Linked DNA regions of Homo sapiens: region 1 is linked to region 2. A link is an interaction called in ENCODE POLR2A ChIA-PET data of the cell type or tissue named here. Cell type or tissue: Caco-2. All regions are shown on one strand. Links, peaks and the distances in the headings refer to the core of each region. The heading gives the core; the rest is flanking DNA.

Region 1 (6,568 bases), core at 1,799-4,298, 68 kb after region 2:
GAGACTGATGGCTTCGTCAGAACATGTCCTGCCCACGATCAGGAACAGCTTGTTCTGGACACACACAGGCCCCAGTCTATCTACTCCACCTGGACAAGGGGACAGGTGAGGTGGTAGGAGGGGGTTTGGAAGAGTGCCCAGGGGCTTATGAGGGTACCGCACAATCCTTCATTTCACACCTTGTCAAGAAAACAGCTCTGCAATTGCCAAAAGTAGACAATGAACCCTCCAGAGCAGGGGTGTCTCGTGCCTTTTTTCCCCAGTAGTAAGTGTTCCCGATTTAGGAAGGTGTCCCTTCAACCGAATGCCAATTCCTAGGCAAGTTCACAGAACTGCTCCACCACACTCATGAGTCAGCTCCCACTTCAGGGTCTGGTACCCAGGCTCCAGCTTCCCGGTTGCTACTGCTCCCCTGCACTCCAGGCTGGGAGGCAGAGACCACCTCCTATTCCCTCAGGGTGGGGGAAAATAAAACTTGTGGCCAGAGCATTGTCATCTTAAGAGAACAGCCATGGAGTCCATTTTAATTTAGCTCAGAACTTTAGTTTGTGAAAGCAGAGCGAGATCTTACAAATAATCAAATTCTTCCTTTATTCTTTCTTATTACCCCCATTTTAGAGTGGAAGCAATGCAGACCCTGAGCAGTGACATGACTTCACAGCTACTTACTGGCAGAAGAGGGGAAAGATCTGACATCTTTCACCCATTCATCCACTCCACAAACATTTTTTGATCTCTTCAGAAATACCAGGCACTGTGCTAGAGAGAACAAGAACATTCCTCTTGCTCTCCAGAGGCTCACAGCATGCAAGGAGAAGGCCAGATGAATCGCCTGTAGCACCACTTAGGGAGTTATGTGCTGGAACCACACAGAAAAGCTTCTTGTAGACACTCAAGGAAGAGAGGGGGGTGGTTAGTTTAAGAAGGGGTTCCTGGAGGGGTTGGTAAAGTCCCATGGCCTTTGCATTGCTCTTAGAAATATTTCTTGACATGTGAACTTGCATTGGGTGACTAAGAGTGTGTGTGAACCAGCCTAGATTTCCTCATGAGCAAGGCCTACTTCCACTGTTAGAAAGAAACTCAGGATATCACCTGACTCTTTTCATCACCAGAGTAGGAGGTGAAAATGGTTCGGGGGGCTCCTTAGTGAAAATACACAGAAAAGGAAAGAAATCGGTACCCAGTTCAGAGGCACTTTCAACCTTTTTGTCTTAAGAGAGGTGCTCAAAGTGCTCAAAGGTAGCTTCTGGGTGATAGAGAAGTAGGAAAAGTCTAGAAAATTGTGGAGTTAGGGGAGCACCTTTTGCTTTAAATGACCTTCCTGCATCCAAGGTCTTCCCAGCTCCTTCACTGCCAGTCACACTCCTGGGCCATGCTGCCATTTTGTAGATTTCAAAATTATTCGAAGAGTAGGTTTTAAATGTTCTCGCTATTAAAAAAGGATCTGCACTATTAAAAAAGTAATGGATATGTTAATTTGCTTGATATAATCATCCCACAGTGTACTATATATATCAAAACTTCACATTGAACCTCATAAATATATAAAATTATTATTTGTCAATTAAAAATAAAAATCTAAATTAAAAAAAAGTCTGACTAGATAACCTGGTGGGTATCCACTCCATAATATAGTTGAATTAGTTCTTAATATTTTCTTAAAGTGTTTTATGGTTTTAGAAAAGTATATATGAATAATTCTGAGTTTCTGAATGATAGTGTGAACAGAATCTGAAGTGCTCACCTTGAACTGTTAAGCCAAGAAGAAATCACTTTCTAACTTCTTTAAGTCACTGGATTACTGATGATGTCTTTGTTTTTTTGTTTTGTTTTTGTTCTTGTTTTTTTGAGATGGAGCCCCATTCTGTTGCCCAGGCTGGAGTGCAGTGGCACGATCTCGGCTCACTCCAACCTCCGCCTCCTGGGTTCAAGTGATTCTCCTGCCTTGGCCTCCGGAGTTGCTGGGATTACAGGCACACGCCACCATGCCTGGCTAATTTTTGTATTTTTAGTAGAGACAGGGTTTCACTGTGTTAGCCAGGCTGGTCTCCAACTCCTGACCTCAGGTGATCCGCCCGCCTCCACCTCCCAAAGTGCTGGGATTACAGGCATAAGCCACTGCGCCTGGCCTGATGATGTCTTTGTTACAGCAGCTTATCCTTACCCTGTGCACTCTTCCCAAAAGCTTCCAGCTGTGCATCCTTTCCTTCTCACTGGCCCCACATGAATGGGATTACCTTGATTGACTCAGGGCCCAGCAGATTCACACCCAGATCCCCAGCAGGTTCCCTTGAAGCTCATGGTTATGTGGAGAACTGGTACATTCTCAAACAATATTAGTGCTTGGTTAGAAAGGCAGAAAGAGAAAACCTGTAATGGCTAGGACTACTCTGATCATCCTATTTAAATTTGCACAACACCAGCTGGGTGCAGTGGCTCACGCCTGAAATCCCAGCACTTTGGGAGGCCAAGATGGGTGACTTGCTTGAGTCCAAGAGTTACAGACCAGCGTGGGCAACATAGCAAAACCCCATCTCTACAAAACTACAAAAATTAGCCAGGCATAGTTGTGCATACCTGTGATCCCGGCTAGTCGGGAGGCTGAAGCATGAGAATCGCTTGAGCCTGGGAGGCTGAGGTTGCAGTGAGCCGCGATTGTGCCACTGCACTCCAGCCTGGGCAACAGAGTGAGACTCTGTCTCAAAAAAAAAAAAAAAAAAAAAAAAAAAAGTGCACAGCACTTATTATCCTCTAAAACACTAAAGTATTGATTATGCTTATTTTTCATTGTCTATCTCCTTCCACCAGATGTAAATTCCATGAGAGTAGGAATTTAATTTTTAAAAAATACTTATTTGCAAATATACACAAAAGTAGAAAGAATAGAATAATAGATCCTATTACACCTCTCCTCCTAAAAGCAACAATTATAAAAAATTTGCCAGAGATTTTTTTTCTCTCTTCCCGTTTTCCTCCTCCCTTTTTCTTTCTTCGTTTCTTTTTGCTTTATTTCTTGGAAGAAAATACTTGACATCATGATATTTCACACTTAGAACTATTGAATATTATCTCCAAAAAATAAAGACATTTTCTACATAATTATAATTATTATATCTTATAAAAGTAAAATTATGTTCTTAACATAATCTAATGCCCAGTCCATATGCACATTCAAGTAAGATTCAAAATTTGAATATTCTTTTAATCTGTAACAGTTTATCCCTCTTTGTTTTTGTGTGATAGACTTTGTGAAGAAACTGGTAGAATGTCACATAATCTGGATCTGTCTTATTGCTTCCTTGTAGTATTATATAATTTGCACCTCTTTTCCCTAAATTTCCTATAATCTGGAAGCTAAATCTCAGGCATAATAAACTAATCTGCTCAATTATTTGGCAATACTACTGGGTAAACAGTGCTGTGCACGTGCTACAGTACCTTATTAGGAGGCACATCATAACTCACCTTCTACTTCTGTTTGGGTGGTGGCAGCTAGATCTTCCATTGCAAAGTTCCCCATAGCCTCTCTTTTTTTTTGTTTGTTTGGTTTTTTTGTTGTTGTTGTTTGTTTTTTGTTTTGTTTTGTTTTTTGAGACGGAGTCTCGCTCTGTCGCCCAGGCTGGAGTGCAGTGGTGCGATCTCGGCTCACTGCAAGCTCCGCCTCCCGGGTTCACGCCATTCTCCTGCCTCAGCCTCCCGAGCAGCTGGGACTACAGGCACCCGCCACCACGCCCAGCTAATTTTTTGTATTTTTAATAGAGATGAGGTTTCACCATGTTAACCAGCATGGTCTCGATCTCATGACCTCATGATCCGCCCTCCTCGGCCTCCCAAAGTGCTGGGATTACAGGCGTGAGCCACCGTGCCCGGCCTTATATAGCCTCTCATTTAATAATTTTACCACCCAGCAAATGCTTTTTGCCTGGCTTAATGATTTCATTAATGATTATAAAATTGCGATTTTCTAATTTTATTATTCTTTTCATATTTATTAGTTGTCATTGTTCTCTAAAGAAGAGCTTTTCCACAGCACATGGAAGCGATTTGGTCGCCCAGGAATATACTTCCTGAAGGAACGGCAGAATAAATGTACTAGTCTTATATTTTAATTACCAATTTTCATACTGAGGTACTGATTCAGAGTCAGTAGTGGGGAGAGGGACATTTGCCTTTTCACTGGTGTGTCCCAAGGGCCTAGAAGAGTGCCTGGCACAGGTAGTGTTTAATAAATATATGTTGAATTAAATAATATGTGAATGATAAAAGGCCCTTACAATAGGTGACAAAAATCCTTTATATAGTAGGTGTTTGAAAAAAGTCACGTCTTACTACAACAAAGGGTCAAGATTCTGGATCTGAACTCTGTATTCTAGGTGTTTTTACCAGAGGTGAATGAGAATGTTTGTCCCTTAGTTAATGCCGTTGGCCACTACAGGTGCCACAGAATAAAGAAGGAATAAGAACAATATGCTGTCCAGATTCCCCTGGAAATCTGGGGAGGAAAAGGGAACTTTATAATGGCATGAGTTGAAATTCTCCCCAAGGAAAATTAATTCTAAGTCAAAAGACTCAGAATTAGTTTTAATTTTTTTTTTTTTTTTTGGTGGGGGATGGAATCTCACTCTGTCACCCAGGCTGGAGTGCAGTGGCACAATCTCTGCTCACTGCAGTCTCTACTTCCTGGGTTCAGGTGATCCTCCCACCTCAGCCTCCCAAGTAGCTGGGACTACAGGCGTGCACCACCACACCCCACTAATTTTTGTGTTTTTATAGAGAAGGGGTTTCACCATGTTGCCCAGGCTGGTCTCAAACTCCTGCCCTTAATTGATCTGCCGGCCTCTGCCTCCCAAAGTACTGGGATTACAGGCATTAGCTACTGCGCCCATTCTGAATTAGTTTTAATTTGATGCAGAAGAAATACTGTGGCATTTTGTTAGATTCTACACCCAGGAGTGGGATTAAAAGGTCTCAGGTCAAACCCTTAATCTTACCAAACGTTTCCAGATTCCTTTCTAGTATTGCCACATCTATTTTTATGCCCAGCAATGTTTTTACCAGCAGTTGATATGATCTGTTTTTCCAATTCTTGATAATCATTTTTGATAATCTGATGGTTATAAACTATTTCTTTGTTATTTCAAGCTTTCATTTCTTTAATTACTAATGAAGTGGAGCATTGCTCATTACCCATTTTGGCTTTATCTTCTGAAATTGGCTTTTCCTTGACTATTTTTTTTTTCCCCTGGGGTTTCCTGTCTTTTTAGGGCTGACATGAAGGAGTTTCTTATATGTAGATGCTAATCTACATATAAATCTAAAACCACAAATGTGGTTTTAGGCATTACAAATATTTTCTTCCAGGCTGCCACACTAGTTAACATTTGGACTCAGTCTCAACTCCTTTTGCAGTGTGATACCCTAGGGATAGGTTTAGTTGCCTCCTTTGGGGAAAATCTTTGTAACGGGGATTACTTCTCTGCCTGTACACTTAGTAAATTATCTGTACTTCAGCTACTTGGAAGTTCTGGCAGGAAATAATGAACATGTTACAGTACATAGATATAATTCTCTGTATACATTGGAAATGTTTCTGCAAGATGTACAAAATCAAATTTTGTTAATTGAAAATCATGTCAAAAATTAAGCATGCACTTATATCTTTGTGGCATTGGGTAACACATATCCAAAACAGGATAGTCTGAATTCTGAAAGGGCACCCAGAATGGACATTTCTGGAAGTAAATATATTCTCCTGGTTGCTCATTTTCACAATTTGAAATTTTGCTTTCGTTTTTGTATAGAAAGAAAAGCATTCTTTGAAGGCTTCTCCAGGATTCTGTTTTTCCTAGATAATTTTTTACGCTGCGATTATTTTCTTCCTGCCAATTAGAAAGACACAGATATGCACAGAGGAGATTTTGTACCTGTCGCTCCAAAAGAGAAATGACTTCAGGGCATGAAGTAGTAAAACTAAGTCCATTTGCCCGTTCCTATATCAACTAACTGGGAGATGATAGCAACAAAAATAATTCTCTGGTCTCAATACTTTGAACCACTGTGTTTTAGCTAAGCCTTTATCCACTAATCTCCCATGTGGGTTTCCCATGTATACCATGGTTCAGTGGTTCCCCTTATAACTTTTGCTATATATTAGAATCACGTGGGGATCCTTTAAGAATCCCCAACCCAGATCGCACACAATATCAGTTAAAGCAGAATGTATCAAGGTGGAAGCCAATACTTTTTTAAATCTCCCGTTGATTCCAACGTTCAGCAGTTTGGGAACTGTCTCCATACTCCTCAGAAGCCCAGGGCTTTATCAAGATTAACGTTATTACAAGGGAATTGTTTTTGTCCTGTGCTGGACGCCGGGTGGAAATGAAACTCGCTAAAACTGGAATTCGAGTGTTTGGCACTGAAAGGATGGGACTCTTGCTTTCCTTCTCACTTCCCATCTCCACCTTAACCTTTTCTACAACTCATTTATTTGTCAATGAAATGAAAAATTTCATGTATTTGTCATAAGGACTGATTGAAAATTTAGAAAGGAGACAGTACTGTGGCTGGC
Region 2 (6,568 bases), core at 1,907-4,406:
TAGAGTGCGGCATTGCTGAAAAGATACCCAAAAATGCGGAAGTGACTTTGGAACTGGGTAACAGGCATAGATTGGAACAGTTTGGAGGGTTCAGAAGAAGACACGGAAATGTGGGAAAGTTTGGAACTTCTTAGAGACTTGTTGAATGACTTTACCCAAAATGCTGATAGTGATATGGATAATAAAATGCAGGCTGAGGTGGTCTCAGATGGAGATAAGGAACTTGTTGGGAACTGGAGCAAAGATTATTCTTGTTATGTTTTAGCAAAGAAATTAACAGCATTTTGCCTCTGCCCTAAAGATTTGTGGAACTTTGAACTTGAGTAAGATGATTTAGGGTACCTGGCAGAAGAAATTTCTAAGCAGCAAAGCATTCAAGAGGTGACTTGGGTATGTTAAAGGCATTCAGTTTTGGTTTTTTTTTTTTTTTGAGATGGAGTCTTGCTCTGTCGCCCAGGCTGGAGTGCAGTGGCGCGATATCGGCTCACTGCAAGTTCTGCCTCCTGGGTTCACACCATTCTCCTGTCTCAGCCTTCCGAGTAGCTGGAACTACAGGTGACCGCCACCACGCCCGGCTAATTTTTTTTTGGTATTTTTAGTAGAGACGGGGTTTCACCATGTTAGCCTTGATCTCCTGACCTTGTGATCCGCCCGCCTCGGCCTCCTAAAGTGCTGGGATTACAGGCGTGAGCCAACACGCCCGGCGGCGTTCAGTTTTATATAGGAAGCAGAACATAAAAGTTTGGAAAATTTGCAGCCTGACTATGTGATAGAAAAGAAAAACCCAAACCCATTTTCTGGTGAGAAATTCAAACTGGCTACAGAAATTTGCACAAGTAGCAAGAAGCCTAATGTTAATCCCCAAGACCATGGGGAAAATGTCTCCAGGCCATGTCAGAGACCACCACGGCAGCCCCTCCCATCCATCACAGGCCCAGAAGCCCAGGAGGAAAAAGTGGTTTCGTGGGCCGGGCCCAGGGTCCTAGTGCTGTGTGCAGCCTAGGAACTCCGTGCTCTGTGTCCCAGCTGCTCCCCCTGTGGCTGAAAGGGGCTAACATACAGCTTGGGCGGTAGCTTCAGAGGGTGGAAGCCCCAAGCCTTGGCAGCTTCCATGTGGTGTTGAGCCTGCGGGTGCACAGAAGTCAAGAATTGAGGTTTGGGAACCTCCTCCTAGATTTCAGAAGAGTATGGAAACGCTTGGATGCCCAGGCAAAAGCTTGCTGCAGGGGTGGGGCCCTTATGGAGAACCTCTGCTAGGACAATGTGAAAGGGAAATGTGTGGTCAGAGCCCCCACACAGAGTCCCTACTGGGGCATTGCCTAGTGGAGCTGTGAGAAGAGGGCCACTATCCTCCAGACCCCAGAATGGTAGATCCACTGACAGCTTGCACCGTGCACCTGGAAAAGCTGCAGACCCTCAAGGCCAGCCCAGGAAAGCAGCTTGGAGAGAGGCTGTATCCTTCAAAGACACAGGGGTGGAGCTGCCTAAGACCATGGGAATCCACCTCTTGCATCAGTGTGACCTGGATGTGAGACCTGAAGTCAAAGGAGATCATTTTGAAGCTTTAAAATTTGACAGCCCTGCTGGATTTCGGACTTGCATGGGCTCTGTAACTCCTTCGTTTTGGCAAATTTCTCCCATTTGGAATGGCTGTATTTATCCAATACCTGTACCCCCATTGTGTCTAGGAAGTAACGAGCTTGCTTTTGATTTTACAGGCTCATAGGCAGAAGGGACTTTCCTTGTCTTAGATAAGACTTTGGACTGTGGACTTTTGGGTTAACGCTGAAATGAGTTAAGACTTTGGGGGACTGTTGGGAAGGCATAATTGGTGTTCAAATGTGAGGACATGAGATTTAGAGAGGCCAGGGGCGGAATGATACTGTTTGGCTGTGTCCCTACCCAAATCTCAACTTGAATTGTATCTCCCAAAATTCCCACGTGTTGTGAGAGGGACCAGGGGGAGATAATTGAATCACGGGGGCCAGTTTTTCCAGTGCTATTCTCAGGATAGTGAATAAGTCTCACAAGATCTGATGGGTTTACCAGGGGTTTCCGCTTTTGCTTCTCTCTTATTTTCTCCTGCCTCTGCCATGTAAGAAGTGCCTTGGACAGGAGGGGTGGCTCACGCCTGTAATCCCAGCACTTTGGGAGGCCGAGGAGGGTGGATCACCTAAGGTCGGGAGTTCAAGACCAGCCTGGCCAACATGGAGAAACCCCAAGTCTTTACTAAAAATGCAAAATTAGCCGGGCGTGGCGGCGCATACCTGTAATCCCAGCTACTCCGGAGGCTGAGGCGGCAGAATCGCTTGAACCTGGGAGGCGGAGGTGGCGGTGAGCTGAGATCGCGCCATTTCACTCCAGCCTGGGCAACGAGAGTGAAACTCCATCTCAAAAAAAAAAAAAAAAAAAGAAGAAGAAGAAGAAGAAGAAGAAGAAGTGCCTTTCACCTCCAGCCATGATTCTGAGGCCCCCTAGGCATGTGGAACTGTGAGTCCAATTAAACCTCTTTTTCATCCCAGTCTCGGGTATGTCTTTATCCGCAGCATGAAAACGGACTAATATACTTGCCCTACTTCAGAAAGAGGAAGCCTCTGGGGGAGAAAAAAAAAAGAGTTCTTGGTCAGTTTGCAGAGGAGGGAAGCCAAGCCCCAGTTGGGCGCTGGGGAGGAAGGAGGGTATCACAGTGCATCTGCAAGCCCTGGGCGAGTTCTTCTCACCTAGTCCCATTTGTTCTCTCTCTCACTTCTAGCACACTTGAATGCGCCAAAAAGCAAGCATAGGACACTGTAGGGAAAAGGGCGGAGGCACATCGGGAGAAGGGGCATGTGTGTGTTGGCCGGGAAGGGAGTAGGAAGGCCAGAGTTTTAGGAAAGGGCTGCTTAAGGACTTTCAGCAGACCCTGCAGCTGGTCTGCGGATAGCGGCCGCCCACCCAGAAGCTTTCCGAGTTCTTCTTTCCTCCTCCTGCAACCCCTGTCCCACAGGATCCACCCATCCACCTAGCCCATCCCTCTGACCGAGCCCTCTCACCCTCTTGTTTTCTTTCGCTGAGGGCTGTCATCCTCACTTGTAAAAACAGAGATGCACAGGTGGAGGAAGGCCACAGGCGAGAGCCTCCCGTCCTGGATTGTGGCTATCAGCGCTCTGGGACGCGAGGAAACCACACTCGGAGGATTTGCTCCACCCTGAGAGGTGCGCGGTGGCAACCAGCGCAAGGTTCTCTTCTAAGGCGGGTTCCAATCAACTCTAAGTGTGTTGACTCCAGCGTTCCAAGGACTTGGCTTCCTCCATTTGCGGAAAGTCCAGTGATCCAGCTCTTGCAGCGTGCACCCTTCGATAGCTCAGCTGGTAGAGCGGAGGACTGTAGATTGTACAGACATTTGCGGACATCCTTAGGTCGCTGGTTCGATTCCGGCTCGAAGGAAGTGCCCGATGCTTTTGCATGCAATGCCACCTGGTGCCTGGTCAAACGCCCTGCAGCCTCCAACTAGTATCCACCCACACCCTCCCAGTCAAAACCCAGAGAAACCTTTCCTGATCACCTGGTTTCCACACCTGTGCTGTGGCCAGGAAACACGCCCGTAAGCCCACTCATTCTTCCCACAGTCCAGGGACAGGTACTCTTCAACGCAAAGGGCCCCTTGCTTCTGCTTTGTGACCCAGTCAGCCCCTCTCCCCAACCCCCTTCGCACCCCCACCATCCAGAGCTCTTTCACTTTTATCCACAGACTGCTCTGGGTGCTGAGGGCCATGGACTCTAGCAACATTGTGTGCTCACCATTGATAGATCTCTCGATCTATTAAACCAGTGGGCCCACCATCAACTCCTAGAAGATCAAGCCTGCTGGAAGAGAAAAGGGTCAGAGACAACTGTGACATCCTCAGGAAAAAAAAAAAATGCTCTCTATGCTGTCTCTCTCTCATCTCCTTCTCCAGGTCTCTAGCAAATGCTTTTCTATCTGAGCATTCTCTCTCTCTCTCTCTGTTTTTCTCTGACTCTAGTTCTCTCATTATCTTTTGCTTGTAATGTATAGATGTATACAGACAGAAAATGTTCATTTCTGTTTTGTTTTGTCTATTTGTGGGAGAGAGTTGCCGCCCTGAGATTTTCTTAATAAATAGGGCTTCCACTGGCTCCATAATATTTTCCTTCAGGTTGAGAACAAAAATGTGCCCCCTTCCCACATACACCAAGCCTCACATTTCCCGAGCCTTCGCACCTTTTAATGTTGCTACAGTAAACTTTGGGCTCCTGCTGGAAGAAGAAAGATACCTTCCACTCAGTTCAAAGTCTGCAAAAACACCTATACCAAGTGTCTTACTGGTTGTGAAGGTGTGAGAGAGGGAAAGAGAGTATAAAAGGGCAGACTTGGAAAGAACTTCAGTGACCCGGGAGGGTTGGGGGCTGTTGGGTCCCTGGCAGGGAGCAGAATTGAAGCTTGGGTGGCAGCTGCCACCTTGCAGAGGTACACAAGTTCACCTCCTTAGGCCACTGGCTTGTTGCATCTGAGCAGCATGCTCACTTTTATGTGGGGGCTCTGCAGGCACAGCTGGAAGGTTGCGCCTTCTACAAGAGGAAGATGGCTGGCACAATCTGAGAGCATGAAGCAGGAAATGGGCTTGGCTTTCACCAACTGGGCTTCACCTCTGGGAAGATGAAGTGGGTTCATCAAAGTATGAGCCAGAGAGGAACCACAATGAGTGTCCCCTGGTCCCATCCTATGCTCTGGGGAAAAAAAAAAAAATCTTCAGACGCTTGATATACAGATGAAAATTATCACAGAGAGCACTGCAAGCAAAACAGTGATGGAAATTTGGTTCTCAGAGGCCTTCTGGGAACCCGGTGACCACTCTCCCCTACCCGATGGGCATAACTGCTTTTTCACTCTGCGTCTCAAACTAGAGAGTACACATGTCTTCCCCTCCTAGAAAGCAGATCCTGTTCTCCCCCTACGGCCTATTCCCTACCTCTTCTCTGTTGTATCAGCCTTTCCTGCTTCCCACTGCTGATGGAAAGGGGCAGAGCTGTGGACTCACCAGTGCCCCAGCAACATTCTGTAGCTCTGCAGCCCCAGAGAGATCCCAGCCTCGAATGACATTGCTGCAGAGATCAGCAAACAGAAACCAAAGTAGAACCTTTGGTCTATACTGGATATGTCCTTGATAAGATGTGGCGGTACCAGGTTTTTTGGAACCTAGGCTTGGTGCTTTGAGGGAAAAAACAGAGGTGGGCCATTGAGTGGTGTTTGGTCATCAGCAAAAGTGTGGGTGATCCCTGACCATGACTTTTCCCCTATAAACTCAATAAAGGGTGGGTCTTTTGGGTTCAGCTTGCTGTGCCACCAGTAACTGTCTCACTGTTTGTGTGGGTGATGAGTGGTCTTGGGATAGTGGACACACACCATATGGGATATGAACCCTTTGTAACAATTTGTGGCCTAGGTAAGGGGTCCAAAGCTCACCTGGTTTCCTCTATCAGCCCCCTTTTCTTTCCAGGGGCCCCTACTTTAGAAAGCAGCAGCCTCTGGGAAAGGATTCTTGGTCAGTAGCAGAGGACTGGATCGAAGCTTTTATGCTGGCCTTTGGGGTTAGAGGTAATGGGTATCACATGGTGATCTGCGAGCCCCTGGCCCTACTCTCTCCCCACATATCTTTTTTTTTTTTTTTTTAAATTGTCTCTGTCGCCCAGGCTGGAGTGCAGTGGCAAGATCACAGCTTACTGTAGCCTCGAACACCCGGGCTCAGATGATCCTCCCACCTCAGCCTGCTGAGTGGCCAGGACCACAGGTGCAGGCCACCACACCCGGATACTTTTTAGAAGTTTTTCTGTAGAGATGGCTTCTCCCTATGTTGCCCAGGCTGATCTCGAACTCCTGCGCTCAAGCGCCCCTTTCGCCTCGGCCCGCTAAATTGTTGGAATTGCGGTGCGAGCCACCATACCTGGCCTCCACCTATCCTCCTGCATTTCCTCCCTCTCTTCCCATTATGCCTCAATACTCCAAAAAGTGAGCATAGGACACTGGGTAGAAGGGCCGCGCACATCGAGAGGAGTGTGTTTGAGGTGGTGGGAAGTAGAGGACAGGCTGTTAGGGCAGTGCCCCCTTATGGTCTTCCATCAGACCCTGACGCTAGGCTGGGGTTGGAAGCTGCTTACACCACGCCCATGCTGGTTCTCCTCTTTTCCTCCTCCAGTGTCCTCTCCTCCACTGGACCCACCCATCAGTCTCACCAAGCCCTCTGCCCTCGCCGTCTTACCTCATTTTCCCTCTGGCCACTAAGGGCTGTCATCTTCACAAGCAGAAAGAGCGATGCAGAGGGAGAGGAAGGCCACAGGTGAGAGCTCCTCCTCGTGGATCGTGGCTATCGGCGCCCCAGAGACGCCAGGCACCCCCCCGGGCCCAGAGGATTTGCTCTGTCCGGAAAGGGGCGCAGTGGAGACCGGCGCAGAGTTCTCTTCCAAGTCGGGTTCCAATTAACTCAACGAGTATTGGATCTCCGGTGGTCCAGGGACTTGGCTTCCTCCATTTGCAGAAAGTCCAGTGACCCAGCCTTAACAGTGTGCATCC

What was found. ChIA-PET counts read pairs that join two places held together with the same protein. Peaks named below come from ENCODE experiments on the same cell type or tissue, not always from the same donor. Only the 100,000 strongest peaks of a DNase experiment are listed, where the experiment ranks them.
Region 1: POLR2A ChIA-PET joins it to region 2 with 11 read pairs; 2 of 35 experiments call an interaction of 5 or more read pairs at or near these places.

The regions. Positions count from the first base shown.
Region 1 is chr14:20,591,552-20,598,119 of GRCh38, reverse strand. RNASE11-AS1 (RNASE11 and RNASE12 antisense RNA 1) reads right to left here. Exons shown (of 5, transcript NR_122043.1): 3 at 1,301-1,444. Among named protein-coding and RNA genes, the nearest start is that of RNASE12, 3.5 kb to the right of the region's middle. In Caco-2, for the core only: no CTCF peak of the experiment used is centred there; no DNase peak of the experiment used is centred there.
Region 2 is chr14:20,660,050-20,666,617 of GRCh38, reverse strand. TRY-GTA5-4 (tRNA-Tyr (anticodon GTA) 5-4) reads left to right here and starts at 3,333; the gene lies at 3,333-3,426. LOC124903281 (a long non-coding RNA gene) reads right to left here. Exons shown (of 2, transcript XR_007064059.1): 2 at 4,205-6,568. TRY-GTA7-1 (tRNA-Tyr (anticodon GTA) 7-1) reads left to right here and starts at 6,567; the gene lies at 6,567-6,568. RefSeq lists silencers at 2,959-3,028, 4,977-5,196 and an enhancer at 3,139-3,418. In Caco-2, for the core only: no CTCF peak of the experiment used is centred there; a DNase peak (open chromatin) is centred at 3,438.